Linked DNA regions of Homo sapiens: region 1 is linked to region 2. A link is a loop called in an ENCODE intact Hi-C map of the cell type or tissue named here. Cell type or tissue: heart left ventricle. All regions are shown on one strand. Each heading gives the region's core, and the rest is flanking DNA. Links, peaks and the distances in the headings are about the cores only. Region 1 overlaps LINC02202 (long intergenic non-protein coding RNA 2202). Region 2 has its middle 160 kb from the start of CLINT1.

Evidence for each region. Hi-C counts contacts between places; a loop is a spot of excess contacts. Peaks named below come from ENCODE experiments on the same cell type or tissue, not always from the same donor. Only the 100,000 strongest peaks of a DNase experiment are listed, where the experiment ranks them.
Region 1: it touches region 2 in a loop (4-fold over the local background); 13 of 110 quality-filtered maps call a loop at or near these places.

What each region holds. Positions count from the first base shown.
Region 1 is chr5:159,115,389-159,123,727 of GRCh38, forward strand. LINC02202 (long intergenic non-protein coding RNA 2202) reads left to right here. Exons shown (of 3, transcript NR_109890.1): 3 at 1-2,090. Among named protein-coding and RNA genes, the nearest start is that of LINC02202, 19 kb to the left of the region's middle. In heart left ventricle, for the core only: no CTCF peak of the experiment used is centred there; a DNase peak (open chromatin) is centred at 3,823.
Region 2 is chr5:158,010,398-158,018,736 of GRCh38, forward strand. No RefSeq gene overlaps it. Among named protein-coding and RNA genes, the nearest start is that of CLINT1, 160 kb to the left of the region's middle. In heart left ventricle, for the core only: a CTCF peak has its summit at 3,712 (motif pointing right); no DNase peak of the experiment used is centred there.

The DNA.
Region 1 (8,339 bases), core at 297-8,296, 1.1 Mb after region 2:
GAATGAAAGAAGCTTGGCTACTGGGTCCATTTTATGTGAACATGTTGCTCCCTATTATAGTCAGTCCCTGGAACCCATTGTAAAGTCAGTTCTGGGTTTTTGCTTAGCTACCATGTAGTAACAGTCACAGCCTGTCTCCTGTCACCCTAACACCATCACCATTGCCAGTGGATATTTTTACCCCTAGTTTATAGTTAGGAAGCCTGAGACCCAGAGGGATTAAAGAGCTTTTCCAAAATCATATGGCTGGCAACACTAGTAATCTGGGCTGCCTGAGTCCTAAACATCATTCTACCCCAGCATTGAATTCCGAGGCCTCTAGAATCTTACCTACCTTCCCTGTTTGAAATGTATTTGTGGGGGAACAATTGACCTCAGAATGAGTAATTTGTCACTACTCTGAGAAAGTTTCACCGAGTTTCACATTTTCCCATTACAAAAGGAAAATGAGAAAATATGTCCTAGATACTACAGAGAAAAATACTTCATTGTCTTAATTGCCTTTCTATTTCAATCAAGGAAGGCATTTAATTATTTCTGAACTACATTCAAAACTCTCTCTCAAGAATATTACTCTCCCCAGGTGAGTTAACCAAAGCTGTGCACAACATTTCTCAATCTGAATAATAACATCAAAAAATTTATTGAGCACTTTTTATATGCCAAACTAGTCAATTCTTTCTGTTTATGACCTCATTGATTCCTCATGGCAAGTTTATGAAGTGGAAGCAATCATTCTCTCTTCTAACAAATGAGGAAACTGAGGCACAGAGGGATGAGATAGTTTGTCTAAGATTGTAAGGCATTAGGTGGTGAAGTCAGCATTGGATCCCAGGCCAAGCCCGAGGCCATCACTCCACCATGCTGCCTCTCAAGAGAAAGATTCAGTTTCCCCTTTGAGATATCCATTTATAAGTACATGTGCCAAAGCAATGTGAAGAAACCAACCCAGATGACTTGATTAAGCTACAGAAGGGACATCTGGGGTCTCAAGCCTCTGGAAATCAAGGTGGAGCATGTAGAGGTTATGGGATCAGGAGAGACAGAGTTTGACTTCTTTGTTTTTTCTTTGAGACCAAGTCTTGCTCTGTTGCCCAGGCTGGAGTGCAGTGGTGTGATCTTGGCTCAATACAACCTCCACCTCCTGGGTTCAAGTGATTCTCCTGCCTCGGGCTACTGAGTAGCTGGGATTACAGGCGCACGCCATCAGGCCGGCTAATTTTTGTATTTTTAGTAGACACGGGGTTTCACCATGTTGGTCAGGCTGGTCTCGAACTCCTGACCTCGTGATCCACCTGCCTCGGCCTCCCAAAGTGCTGGGATTACAGGCATGAGCCACCGTGCCCGGCCTGGGTTTGACTTCTTAAGCAACCTGAGGAATGATGTCCTTGCTGCTGAGCACAGCTGCCCTGGGCCCTGGAAAACCCACATGACACTCACTCAGCACCCAATGCTGGCTTCATTGTGGCTGTTGGAAACCATGTGGAAAAGAAATAACTTTTTTTGTGATCTGTACGTTATGGCTATTATTTTTTTACCTCGCTTAGCTTTTCAAGAGAATGAAGACCAGTCGACTTAGTATTTGTACTCTGAAATCGAATGGCATGAACACATGTGTTGTATAAGTGAGAAGAAGTATTCTCTTGTGTGATGGACTATAGCCTTCAGAAAGCACCTACTATTAAACAGAATAGAGATTGGATTTTGAAATATGTAGGCCACATCAGTAGGAAAGTTGACACTTCAAATTGCTCACAAGGACTTTAAACTCTACAATAGGTAAAATGTGGAGTACCTTATGTTTTCAGACCAAATGATTTTGTAATTTGAATTCAAAATTTTTTTAGTCTTCACAGTAGTCTTAGCATTAAAAGCATAGTTATTTTTAATATTTTGATAAAATATTCTATTTCATTAATTTTGTATAAGGGCATGTGTGAGAAGCATTGATATTTTTAAAATATAAAAATACAGCCTCTTTCTAATAAGCAAGAGCAATTGTTGATTTTTAAATTTTGTGTTTTTGGAGGCTTCCATTCACAAATCTGATTGTTTAAATAAATCTGTCTCCAGTAAATATGTTGGCACTTAGACTACGACTTCAGTTTCTTATGTTAAGATTTGTGGACTTCATACTGTCTTGAGATGTGCAAACGATTGTTGTTAAATAAGGACTTGGATAATATTCTTAAATAACTAGAATTAGATAAGGAATCTAAGCAAAGTTAATTTCCCCTTCCTTTTCCTTGATGCTAGTCCATAATCATATGCATAGTACTTCACATGCAGTTAAGCACTCAAATTCCATTATGTTGTGGGGATATCATGCCAACTTGGATATACTCAAGAATGTGAAAGACCAAAAATAGTATCATTGAGCTTCTGGTTTCCAGCCATGGCAGCTAGGTCATTCAAATCAACCCTCTACTACCAACATACACACACACACACACACACACACACACACACACACACACACGTCAAAATAAGTTTGAACTCTCCTGAAAAGGACTGAAAAGAAAAAAACAACAGTCGGAAATTCCCAGGACAATTTGAGGGGACAGATTTGTAACCAGAAAAAGGACTGGAATATCAGACACGAAACCAATTAGGCCTGAAAGCATTTCTGGTTATCGTTCACTTGGGCTCTGCTCAGGGGCTGTATGGGGAGAGGCAGCAAAGGTCAGGACTCAAAGCCATCCAAGGTGGGAAATTTTTAGGAGACCTCCTCAAATTAAGCTAGGATTTCAATGAGAATCCACAGAACCAACAGAAGGCAGAAACATCTGCACTCCACTCCTGTATTGAAAGTATCATACAGACTGAAATATCACCATAGTTAACCATGTGTAAAGAAGTAAATGACAAACTCTACAATATCTGCAGGAAACAGAAAAACTATAAAATTTGTCATACCAGATTTGAAAAAAAAATTTTATAAATAAAGACTAAAATAATGTTAACAATTCAGTGAATGGATTCAACAGCAGATTGGATAAGAGAGAACTAATGAATGGAAAGATAAATTAAACTATCCAACCGAAACATGGAGAAGGAAAAATAAAAACGAGAGTAAGACACAAGGAGGATATAGTGAGAAATCTAACATTGTGTCCTTGGGAGGAGAGGAAAGAGAAGATGAGGTGCAGGAAATGTTTGGAGAGAAAATGGCTGAGAATTTTCCAGAATCGAAGGAACATGTTAAATCTATAAATTGAGGAGATCCAGAGAACCCCAAGCAAGTAAAATAAAATCTGCAACTAGATGCACTATAGTAAAATTGCAGAAAAACAAAAGTAAATAGAAAAATATTTAAAACAGCCAGAGGGAAAAAAGATAAGCTACTTTTTTGTGTGTGTGTGAGACGGAGTCTCGCTCTGTCACGCAGGCTGGAGTGTAGTCGCGCAATCTCGGCTCACTGCAAGCTCCGCCTCCCAGGTTCACGCCATTCTCCCTCCGAGTAGCTGGGACTGCAGGCGCCCGCCACCACGTCCGGCTAATTTTTTTGTATTTTTAGTAGAGACGGGGTTTCACCCTGTTAGCCAGGATGGCCTTGATCTCCTGACCTCGTGATCCTCCCGCCTCCGCCTCCCAAAGTGCTGGTGAGAGGTGACAGCATGCTGGCAGCCCTTGCAGCCCTCGCTCGCTCTCGGCGCCTCCTCGACCTTGGCACCCACTCTGGCCGCGCTTGAGGAGCCCTTCAGCTCGCTGCTGCTCTGTAGGAGCCCCTTTCTGGGCTGGCCAAGGCCGGAGCCGGCTCCATCAGCTTGCGGAGAGGTGTGGAGGGAGAGGCGCGGGCAGGAACCGGAGCTGCACGCGGCGCTTGCGGGCCAGCGTGAGTTCCGGGTGGGCGTGGGCTCGGCGGGCCCCGCACTCAGAGCGGCGGGCCCGCCTGCAAGCCCTGGGCAGTGAGGGGCTTAGCACCTGGGCCAGCAGCTGCTGTGCTTGATTTCTCACCTGGCCTTAGCTGCCCCCGCAGGGCAGGGCTCGGGACCTGCAGCCTGCCATGCATGAGCCTCCCCCCACCTGCCATGGGCTCCTGCGCAGCCCCAGCCTCCTGGAGGAGCACCGCTCCCTGCTCCACGGCACCCAGTCCCATCGACCGCCTAAGGGCTGAGGAGTGCGGGTGCAGGGCGCATGGGACTGGCAGGCAGCTCCACCTGTGGCCCTGGTGCGGGATCCACTGAGTGAAGCCAGCTGGGTTCCTGAGTCTGGTGGGGACTTGGAGAACCTTTATGTCTAGCTAAGGGATTGTAAATACACCAATCAGCACTCTGTATCTAGCTCAAGGTTTGTAAACACGCCAATCAGCACCCTGTGTCTAGCTCAGGGTTTATGAATGCACCAATCGGCACTCTGTATCTAGTTAATCTGGTGGGGACTTGGAGAATCTTTATGTCTAGCTAAGGGATTGTGAATGCACCAATCGGCACTCTGTATCTAGCTCAAGGTTTGTAAATGCACCAATCAGCACTCTGCGTCTAGCTCAGGGTTTGTATGTAAATACACCAATGGACACTCAGTATCTAGCTAATCTAGTGGGGGGACATGGAGAACTTTTGTATCTAGCTCAGGGATTGTAAACCCACCAATCAGCACCCTGTCAAAACAGACCATTCAGCTCTCTGCAAAACAGACCAATCGGCTCTCTGTAAAATGGACCAATCAGCAGGATGTGGGTGGTGCCAGATAAGAGAATAAAAGCAAGCTGCCCAAGCCAGCAGTGGCAAGGGTCTGGAGTCCACTTCCACACTGTGGAAGTGTTGTTCTTTCACTTTTCCCAGTGAATCTTGCTGCTGTTCACGCTTTGGGTCCACACTGCCTTTATGAGCTGTAACACTCACCGCAAAGGTCTGCAGTTTCACTCCTGAGCTAGTGAGACCAGGAACCCACCAGAAGGAAGAAACTCCGAACACATCCGAACATCTGAAGGAAAGCGCTGTCTTTAAGAACTGTAACACTCACGGCGAGGGTCCGTGGCTTCATTCCTGAAGTCAGTGAGACCAAGAACCCACCAATTCCTGACACACAGATTAGAGGCATGAGCCACCGCGCCCAGCCTGATAAGTAACTTTTTAAAGAATGGCAATTAGAATGATTCCAACGAAGAGCTAGCTCTTCTCTCAGCAGCAGTAATGGTAGAGAGAAGATAGTGAAATGGTGTCTTAAGTGTACCAAAATAAAATCGTTGCCACATAGAATTCTACACCCAGTGAAAGTGAAACTAAACCTGACAGAATTTGTTGTCAGCAGATTCTCACTACAGAAAATCACTTGCTGTACCTAGGCAGGAAGACAATGACACCGGAAAGAAGATCTGAGATGCATCAAACTTTGTGGAACAAAGCAAGTAGGTAATGTGGGTAAACAAAATAAGCATCGACTGTATAAAATAGCAATGAGAATTTCTAGTGGGGAAAAGGGGGGATTGATTAAAGTACTGGACAACAAAAGCATATGAGTTTGAAGAAGGGAAATACAGAAATAATAAAAGGTTCTTCTTTGTGGTTTCCCTGTGTTCCACGTTTGTCCAGGAAGGGAATAACATTCTGATCACTTGTAAACTTTGGTACACTAATTATGGAGGTTGGAATTTCTAGGATTAGTTTCCTACCCCTGCCATAACAGAGTACCACAAACTGGGGGACTTAAACAACAGAAATATATTCTTTCATAGTATCAGAGGCTAGAAGTCCAAAATCAAGGTGTTGGCAGGGCTATGTTCTCTCTGAAGGCTCTTGGGAAGAAGCCCTCTTTGCTTTTTCTAGCCTCTAGTAGTCTCAGGCATTCCTTGGCTTGTGGCAGTATTACTCCAATCTCTGACTCTGTCTTCACTGGGCTATCTTCCCCATATGTCACTGCCATCTCCTCTTACTAGGACGCCAGCCATATTGGATTAGGTTGCACCCTGATGACCTCATCTTAATTTGATTACATCTGCAAGACCCTATTTCAAAATAAGGTTACCGAGTGGAGGTGGGAGGTTAAGTCTTCAGTGTATCTTTTGGAGGGAAACAATTCAATCCATAATATAAGGTAACAACTACACATTATAGAACTAGCGTGTGTTACTTCCAAATGAGTAGGGGAAATTTCAGCAGTCCCTCCTTATCCCAGGTTTCACTTTCCTGCGTTTCAATTACCCAGGGTCAACCATGATCTGAAAATAGGCAAGTATATGTCTCTAAAAGAACCATTGAGTTAAAAAAAAATTGAAGAAAATAGATGAGTATAGTACAATAAGATATTCTGAGAGAGACCACACTCACATAACTTTCATTACCGTATGTTGTTATAATTGTTCTATTTTATTATTAGCTATTGTTGTTCATCTCTTATTGTGCTTAATTTATAAATTAAACTCTATCATAGGTAAGCATATATAGCAAAAAACATAGTATTGATAGGGTTTGGCACTATTAGCAGTTCCAGTCATCCACTGGGTGTCTTCAAAAGTATGTCCTGTGAATAAGGTGGGACTACTGTAATGGAATAATGATAAATATTCAGGATTAAAAATCATAATGATGCCAGGAGCGGTGGCTCACACCTGTAATCCCAGCACTTTGGGAGTCAAAGCAGGCAGATCACTTGAGGTCAGGAGTTCGAGACCAGTCTGGCCAATATGGCGAAACCCTGTCTCTACTGAAAATACAAAAATTATCTGGGCTTGGTGGTGGACACCTGTAATCCCAGCTACTCGGGAGGCTGAGACGGGAGAATCGCTTGCACCTGGGAGGCAGAGGTTGCAGTGAGCCAAGATCGCACTACCACTGTAGTCCAGCTTGGACTACCAAGTGAGACTCTGCCTCAAAAACAGTAATAATAATAATAATAATGATATCAAAACCTAACAAAAACAGTGTAAGAGAAGAATATAGGTTAATCCTATTCATTAACCTAGATTTTTAAAAATTTAAACAAAATATTAACAAATTGAATTCACAATATACAGGAAGGACAATAGCTCATGAACAAGTAGAATTTATCCTTTGATTTTAAGGTTGATGTAACATAATGAAAAGCAAGTAATTCACCACATTAATAGGTTAAAAGAGGAAAATCATATTGTCTTCATCACAATAGAAGCAGAAAAAAGTTGTTAATGTAGATAATAATAGTACATACTACTTAGCTTTATTGTGATGATAAAATGAATCTTTATCTAGTAATTAGTGCCTGGCATGTAGTAAACACTCAATAAAATCTTATATATAATCACTATTTATAAACTCTAACAGGCATTTTACACACATGTACAGAAGATACCCAAATGGCTAACCACACATAAGAAGGTGCTCAACTGTATTACAATTCAGGCAAATACAAAATAAAACCAGAGTAAGATAGTCTTATACCTATCAAACAGGCAAAAGTTAGGCTGGGTGCGATGGCTCATGCCAGTAATCCCAGCAATTTGGGAATATGAAGTGGGAGGATTGCTTGAGCCCAGGAGTTAGAGACCAGTCTGGGCAACCACGGGGAGACCCCATCTTTACAAAAAAAATTTTTTTTTAATTAGCTGGATGTGGTGGCACATGCCTATGGTCCCAGATCTTCAGGAGACTGAGGCAGGAGGATCACTTGAGCCCAGGAGGCTGAGGCTGCAGTGAGTCTGTCTGGGTCACAGAACAAGACCGTGTTTCAAAAAAAATAGTCAAAAGTTTAAAAGACTGACAATGCAAGTGTTACTTAATACATGTGAGAACTCTCATACACTGTTAATAAGTACAACCACTTTGGAACCAAGTCTGACATTATTTACAAAATATTTTACCCTATAATCTAGAAATTTCACCTCTAGGTATATACTCTACAGAAATGCCATTAAATCACCTAACATGTCAGGGATATATCTTACTTGGTCGTAGTGTATAATCCTATTTATATATTGCTAAATTCAAATTTCTAATATTTTGTTGAGAATGTTTGTATCTATGTTCATGAAGGAAATTGGTCTGTAGTTTTCTTTTCCAGTGAGGTCATTGTCTGGTTTTGGTAACAGGGTAATAGTGACTTCATCAAGTGAGTTCAGAAGTGTTCCCTCCCCCCTCTATTTTTGGAAAAAGTATTTGAAGGATTGGTATTATTTCTTTAAATATTTGATTGAATTTACCGGTAAAATCATCTGGTTCTGGACTATTCTCTCTGGAAATATTTTTTAATTGCTAATTCAATTTCTTTTAAATTCAAATATTTGAGGTTTACTCAGACTTTTTAAATTGCTAATTCTTCTTTTTATAATGTTTTGGAATGCATTGAGTTTATACAGGTGTAATGATGTGTTGAAATCTTGTGTTCTCCAAGGAAGCTTCTTTTTAAAAAAATTATGGTAAAAC
Region 2 (8,339 bases), core at 265-8,264:
TCCATAGCACCTAGAATCCTGCCTACACATAGAAGATGGTCAATAATGATTGTAGGGTGATAAATGAATCAAAATTATCTAGGCTTGTTCTTCCCTGATACTTTTACTATTATTATTAAAATATTTTCCTTTTTTTTTTTTTTTTTAAATTGAGACAGAGTCTCACTCTGTCATCCAGGCTGGAATGCAGTAGTGTGATCTTGGCTCTCTGCCTCCCAGGTTCAAGTGAGTCTCCAGCCTCAGACTCTAGAGTAGCTGGAATTATAGGCATCTGCCACCACACCTGGCTGATTTTTGTATTTTTAGTAGAAATGGAGTTTTGCCATGTTGGCTAGGCTGGTCTCGAACTCCTGGCTTCAAGCGATCCACCCACTTCAGCCTCTCAAAGTGCTGGGATTACAGGCATGAGCCACTGCACCCGGCCAGCCTTCCTTCTTTTCTTAATGTTCTCCGCTGGGTTCATTCTATCTGAACTCTATTAGAACTGGTCTTCCATCCTTAGGAGACTTCTGTTTTCTCATATCCCAATGAGCTAGAGCTGTGCTTCTCAAACTTCAATGTACCCACATATTACCCGCATGTTTGTTAAAACGCAAATTCTGATTCGGTAGGTCTGGGTGAGGCCCGAAATTCTGCATTTCTAACAAGTGACACCATCACTGCTGCTCTGTGGGCCACACTTTGAGTAGCAAGGAGGAGTCTGTTTAAAATCTGTCTTAGCACTTTTCCTGCTGTTTTCTGGAAGCCTGGCTTGAATAGGGAGGGCTCTCGCCACCAGCCATATCCATTGCATTAAACGTTGGTATAATTCTCTATTGTCTTTTCCCTCCAATTTTATATTTGACTTATGTTTTTGGTTCTTCTCCCTGTTGCTTCTCTGGCTGTCAGGAGCTGGGGTTGTGCCACTGAAAAAGGGTTGCACGTGTAATTCATTATGATAATGAAATCTTTCATCATTGTGCAATTAAGAATGGGCATGTCTGGTTTTTACTCTGGGACAACAGCATGGAAGGAACTATTTAAATTAGTGAAAAAATATTAACAGTGAAAAATATAAGTAACACAGGGTTGCTGGTGAGCAAAATCCCATTGTGTGTGGCACATGTGTGTCTGTGCATGTTATGCCTGACAATGACAAATGTAGCAATTGTTCCCAGTGTTGATTTGCTGGCTGTCACCCATGCTGATTTCTGTCTGCTAGTGAGGTGGGTGTGGAAGGAGGAGTAATGAGAACCATTATGCTCTTCAAAGATCCCTTTCTCTATAGTGCTGAGAAAGGTCTTGGAGGCCTGGCAGGGATAGTAGATAAACATAGTAGCTAGGGACCTTGAGTTGATCATCAAAGCTCCCATTAGTGCAAGGGGTGGAACTTTCCTTAATAGAAATTACTGCAAATGGATATAGGAGTCATGGGGGTAATTGACTAACCAAGGCATAAGCATGTTTGCAGAAAGGAAAAGCCACAAAACAGTATGCCTTTGCCCATTAGCCCCAAAATAAAAGTGAGTGGCAATTGCTGGCAATCGATCTTGGACCAAGAGTAGAGCTCTTCAGGATGTCAAATTGCATGGAAATTATAACAAGGATGCTAATGTTTATTGAATCTGGTGGACTGTGTCGTTTATGAGTTGGGTGATTTTCCAAGAAATTGTAGTTTACTTATCTTCAGCTTTCTGTGGTTGAACCGTCTTGGTGATACACCTTGGGGGAAGCTGTCTTCTGGAGCTCCTTTGAGAATGCTCTGCTATTCTTTTTACTGCTGGATTTGAAACTTGACTCAGCTTGATGGCCTGGAATTTTACAACGTAAACAATAGTGCTACCCAGTCATGTCTCAACAGCCTTCTGATGGAGAAGTAGATGGAATGTTCTTTCAGGAAATCAACTTCATGAAGCTCAGCTCTATGCTCAAATGTGGTTCCCAGCCCCTTGGGTTGTGTCTGACTCTCAGTGGAGAGCCAGGTACTCTGATTCTTGTCTTCATTGGTTGAGGTGACTTTGATAAAGTTCTCTATCCTTGCTGAACCGGAGTCATGTCTCTCCTGAAGATGGGAAAACTATACTTAGTATGTTCCGCTAGCTTTGAGGATTAGGCATCATCATTTTTGGAAATCAGGGGCTTGGGGTTTGAACACAAAGCATTGATTTGGTATCGCCTCATGAAAACAACATATTTTGAACATCTAGACCTTTTTTGCCACCATTAAAAAATCCCATCCCTAGACCAACAACCCTGCATTAAGCAGCAGGCTTTGTGCACTGGACCCTGTACAGCTCAAGCTCTTTAAATATTTACAGTTGGAACCCAGATGTGGCAGGCCTCCTGGGGCTGGCTGGTGCTCAGACCGTTCCCTAAGGTCTTTGGGGCATGAACAAGAATGGAATTTTACTGAAGATTTCAAGAGAAAACAGGGAATATGGTTGGCATCATAGACCACACAATAGAAAGCTAATAAAGCTCTGTCCTCTGCCAGCCACCTGTCTCTTAATCCAAACAGCCTCTCAGGACTCTCCTGTCCAGGCTATTCAGCTTGTGTCTGTAACTTATATGCCCCATTCAGCTAAACCAAGCCCTGGAATTAGTCTTAGAGTGATCATCAAATGCCTCTTGGAAATCTCCTCCCCATCGAAGCTTCTGATTTATTCACCAAGTTAACTTTATTGAGGGTGGGTGAGTTCACCTACTAAGTAAAGATTTCCTCTATGTTGTTATATACCCTGTCCATTTCTATAGAGGACTGTGAACCTTTTTAAGCACTCCAGGTCTACGTGAAAACAAAACTGAATTGCATAGCCTAATACAAGGCATCCTTCATTTCGTTACTGATCATCCTGTTGCCTTCTGGTCTCTCCCTCAAGAGAGTCCTTCAGTCACCCCCTGAAGTAGGGAAAAATGGTTTTGTGTTCACCTCACCTTTCTTTAACCTGTCGGTAGCCCCCTTCCTGTTCCCCTGTTGAGCCACAACAGCTAGCCTTGTTCTTCCTGGAAGAAGTCACTCAGATTCTCTCCCTCTCCAGGATTTCTTCACCCCCACCCCCAGCCTTGCTGTGACACTTGAAAGGTGATAATGAATGACAATGATGTAATGTGTCACTGCTGCAAGGCTATTTGCATTCAAATAAGGACTCTGGCAGTTGCATGATCTGAACCCAAAAGAGTGACTCCTTCTTAGGGATAATTGCAGTCTTTGGGGCAGGCCAACGAAGCCAGGGTTTGGCCTAACTAACATTGTCTATGGATGCCCTTGCACCTCGGTGAGGGCTAGATGCACTGCGTGAGATGGGTGGATGAGGGAGAAGTGAAAAAACACATTTGACATTACAATATGATTCTATGTTAAATGGCTTGTATGAACTGCTCTGCAATCACAGGGTACAAATATCATCACATCTCTTTGACTACCGTGTCCGCTGCTATATCCTTAATGTTTTAAATAGTGCCTGGCACATAGTGAATGCTCAATAATTATTTGGGAATTGGATGCATGGATGGATAGATAGATGATTTAGTTTTCCAACAGATTGCTTAATCTCTTCCTCACAAACGGACTCCAAATATAGTTCTCTTGAGACTTCCAGTCCTGAAAATGTCTATGAATTCCAGGATATTTTCTTAATCTCAAAAGAACTGGTTGGGGCAGCCAGTCTTCTTTTGATACCAGGGGAATCTGGGGAGAAATCCCTATGCTGTCTCGGCTGTTTCTTTCTTGCTGCCAGAGGGTGTCGCTGGTGAAGCTGAATTCTGCACGGTCCCATAGGCTCGTTCATCTGAGAGGAGCCTTCAGTGGTTCTCCAGGGAGGACATTCCACTTCTTGTGGGCTAGACTGGGCCATGCGTACTGAGAGCTCTGGCTGCCAAGACATCAGATTTGATCCTCTCCTTGAGTTCAGGTGCACAGCCACATCCCAGGGCACAGGCCAACCCTAGGAGGCTGGTGCAAGACTAGTCTTAGCTTCCTGCACTCACAAACCCAGAATGCTTGACCCTCTTTCTGGAGATCATTCTCCCAAGGAAGCCTATTTCAGGGGTTCAAGGAGCATTTTCAACCCCTCCCCTTGGCGTGACATGGCTAGAAACTTCTTTTACTAAATAGAATCAGTAGTGGTAACAGTAGTAGTGGTAGTGATGCCAATTATGTTATGTGAGGCACCATACAAGAATGTAATCCTTACAATGATCCCATGATATAGATATTCTCATTATCCCCACTATAGAGATGAAGAAATCTGAGCACAAAGAAGTTATTTGCCCAGGGTTTCCACTGTACTAAAGAATGTCATAAAGATTAAGATACAGGCTGCATACTTTCAGAGTGTGTGCACCTAAATACTCCATAATGATTTTCACAGCAAGCCTATGAGATAGTATTAATGGTTCCATTTAACAGATGAGGAAACTGAGGCTTAGACACTCTCAGATGATTTGAAGCACTGTAGAAAACAGGATTCTGCTCTTGGACAACATAGAAGGATCATGTGGTTTATTCATACCTTTGGTAGCAAGGTACCCAGAGGCTATGGCCCTGAGATTCCTGCCCTTAGATGTGTCCCCGGTGTTTATTAATTGATCTTACAATAATGCATGGATGCAGATGCCCCCATTTGAGACCCTTCCTCTGAACCTTGCCTTAGAAGTATCACTAGGTAGAAAAGATCCCACTAAAACCCCCATAAAACAATAACAAAAACATCTGTCCAACCCTACTAAGGTCAGACATGAATATATCAGACCTTACAACACCTTGAGAGAAAAGGCTGTACCAAGATTTGAGGTCCAGCCTGTACCTTAATTCGAAATTGAATTTTCCCTCCTATACCTATAATTTTAATTTAATTTAAAACTGAGCTAAGTCTTTGGGGGCAAAGTGAGACAATTTCTTTCTCTGAAAGAGAAAAGGCATTTAGGAGAAAAGCTTTTTTTTTTTTAATTAAAATTTAAACTTTAGATTCAGGGGGTATATACACAGGTTCATTATAGGGGTAGATTGCATAATGCTGAGGTTTGGACTTCTATTGATCCCATCACCCAGATAGTGAACAGAGCACCCAATAGGAAGTTTTTCAGCCCTTGCCCCTCTCCCTCCCTCCCTCCTTTTGGAGTCCCCATTGTCTGTTGTTCCCATCTTTGTTTGCATGTACTCAAGGTTTAGCTCCCACTTATAAGTGAGAACATGTGATATTTGACTTTTGTTTCTGCATTAATTCACTTGGAATAATGGCCTCCAGCTGCACCCATGTTACTGTGAAGGACATGATTTTGTTCTTTTTTATGGCCAAGTAGTATTCTGTGGTGTATATGTACTACTTTATCCAATCCACCATTGATAGACACCCAGGTTGGCTTCGTGTCTTTGCTATTGTAGATAGTGCTGCTATGAACATATGAATGCATGTGTCTTTTTCTTTGTTTTGTTTGCAGAAAGGATCTTGTTTTGTCACCCAGACTGGAGTGCAATGGTGAGATCATAACTTGCTGCAGACTTGATCTCTTGGGCTCAAGTGATCCCCCTGCTTCAGCCTCCCTAGTAGCTGGGACTACAGGCATGTACCACCACGCCTGACTATTTCTTTAATTTTTATTTTTAGTAGAGATGAGGTCTCACTAAGTTGCCCAGGCTGGTCTTGAACTCCTGAACTCAAGTGATCCTCTTGCCTAGGCATCCCAAAGCATTGGGATTATAAGCATGAGCCACTACGCCCAGCCTCGTGTCTTTTTGGTAGAACAATTTATTTTTCTTTGGGTATATACCCACTGATGGGGTTGCTGGGTTGAATGGTTATTCTATTTTTAGTTCTTTGAGAAATAGGAGAAAAGTCTTGGAGGGCACCTTCAAAGCTTTGCTTCTAAAGGGCCCATGAGCTAATCCTAAACAGCAAAAGTGTGTGTGGCACTTCTCAGCCTTTATAAAAATAAGATCCCTCTTTGGGAAGCATAAGAAAAAATCCTACCACCAGTTCTCACCCAGTGATGCTGTATGCTGGGAATCTTATCCCTTTTAAGAGGAGATTCATTTTTTCTGCATCTTCGGAAACCAAGAAGATTGAGTTAAGTTTTACTGTCAGAAATTTATCTTGGCAAAGCAGATTTGCTTTCATTTTCTAAATAAAGTGTATTAACCAGTCAGAGAGATTAATTTAATGCTAGTGATTAAACTTGGATTTTTTTTTAAAGAAGAACCCCTGTAAGATTGTAAAGAATAACATAGAGTTTTGCTTAATGCTTGGCACATTGTAAGCATTTGATAAGTATTAGGTGGTACTATTCTTGTTATTGCTGCTATTATCATTATTAGCAGTGGAGGTTCTTGGCTGGCAATCCAATCCTAGCTGCAGATCTGTACTGTGAAAAAGAAATGGAGTTTAGTAATAATGCATATAAAGTGCTTTGTATAGTCTCTGGCACAAGGTAAGCATTTAGTAAACTCAAAGCAAATTTCTAAAGTGTAAATTTATTAGGGTAGGTTAAGTTGCTGTAAAAGAGACCCAAACTTAGTGACTCAAATAAAAGTAAATTTATTTCTCACTTACATTACAAGACCACATTGATATAGTTTGGATGTTTTGTCCCTTCCAAATCTTACATGAAATGTGATCTCCAATGTTGGAGGTAGGGCCTGGTGGGAGGTGTTTGAGTCATGGAGTGGATCCCTCATAATTGGTTTGGTGCCATCTCCAAGGTAATAAGTGAGTTCTCGCTCTGAATTCACACTAGATTTTGTTGTTTAAAGAGCCTGACACCTCCTGTCTGCTCACGCTCTCTCTCTCTCTCACTCTCTCGTGTGCGTGCTCTCTCCCTCCATCCCTCGCTATGTGATACACCTGTTCCGCCTTTGCCTTCCACCATGATTAGAAGCTTCCTGAAGTCTCACCAGGAGCAGATGCTGGAGCCATGCTTGTACAGCCTGCAGAACCAGGCTTTTCTTTATAAATTGCTTAGTCTCAGGTATTCCTTTATAGCGATGCAAAATGGACTAACCTCTTTTCTTTATAAATTGCTTAGTCTCAGGTATTCCTTTATAGTGATGCAAAATGGACTAACATACATGTGAATGTTCCAAGTGTTAGAGGAAACTTTTCAGACAATTTGGTTGTGAGCATGTACTAAAGTTTTATTATGATCATGTGTAGAAGGGAAATGGACCTGAGAAGTCCACCTCCGCAATTCACTTTTGGCAGGGACATTTTATAGGAAAAGAGGATGGTTAGATAATCATTGTTAGACTAGACACAGAAAGAAAAGAAAGTCTGGTTAAAGGTCACTAGGCTCTTGATTGACAGTTGGCCACTGAGTGTGTGGGTAATTGGGCATGTAGGTAATTGGTTTTCCAGAGCAAACCTTAATCCTATTAAAGTTCACAGAAAATTGCTTAAGCATTTTATCAGGAATGTTAACGTCTTAGAAGGTTGTGAAGCAAAAAGATTTTTCTCTCCCAGGTCAAATTTGCAACAATTTTTATTATGTTTTATTATGTTGCAAACCTGACCTGCCCTGGATCACTCTGCCCCATTCAGTAATTCAGGACCCTGGTTGATGGCAGTGCTGCCATTTTAAGTATTGGCTTTAACATCCTTCTCATCACTGTCAGCAGCCCGTGAGAAGGGGAAAAAGAACAGATCCAGCAACAGAGATTTCTTCTTAAGCAAGTGAGCCAGAAGTTATACTTCTATTCGTACATCACGGAGAGCTTAGTTATGTGGCCAAGAAGGTGCACAGAGGGATGAGAAATGCAATTCCTGACTGGTCACCCAAGTTCTAGCTGCAGAGCTTTTACTATATGTGAGAAATGGAGTTGGAAACAGCCAGTGGTCTCTGCCATAGCAAGGGTGTGTGCAGCCTTTTTGTTCCCGATGCCCTCCTGTAGCAGGAATTGGCAAACTGGCCTGCAGGCCAAATCGTATTCACAACCTGTTTTGTAAATAAAGTTTCATTAAAACCCAGACATGCTTATTCATATATTCTCGGTAGCTGATTTCATGCTACAATGACAGAATTGAGTAGCTGAGATAGAGAGCCCATGGCCTGCAAAGCCTGAAATATTTACTATTTGGTCCTTCGTAGAAAAAGTTCACCAACCCCTGTTCTAGAGAGGGTTCTGAACTGCCCACAAAAGTAGAATTGCTGGGTCAAAGGGTATGTGCATTTATAATTTTAGTAGATAGTGTCCTTCATACTTGCACCAGTAGTGTGTAAGATTGCCTGTTCTCCAGCATCTTCAACAACACAGAGAGTGGGCCAGGTGTGGTGGCTCACGCCTGTAATCCCAGCACTTTGGGAGGCTGAGGCAGGAGGATTGTTTGAGGCCAGGAGTTTGAAACCAGCTTGAGCAACATAGTGAGATC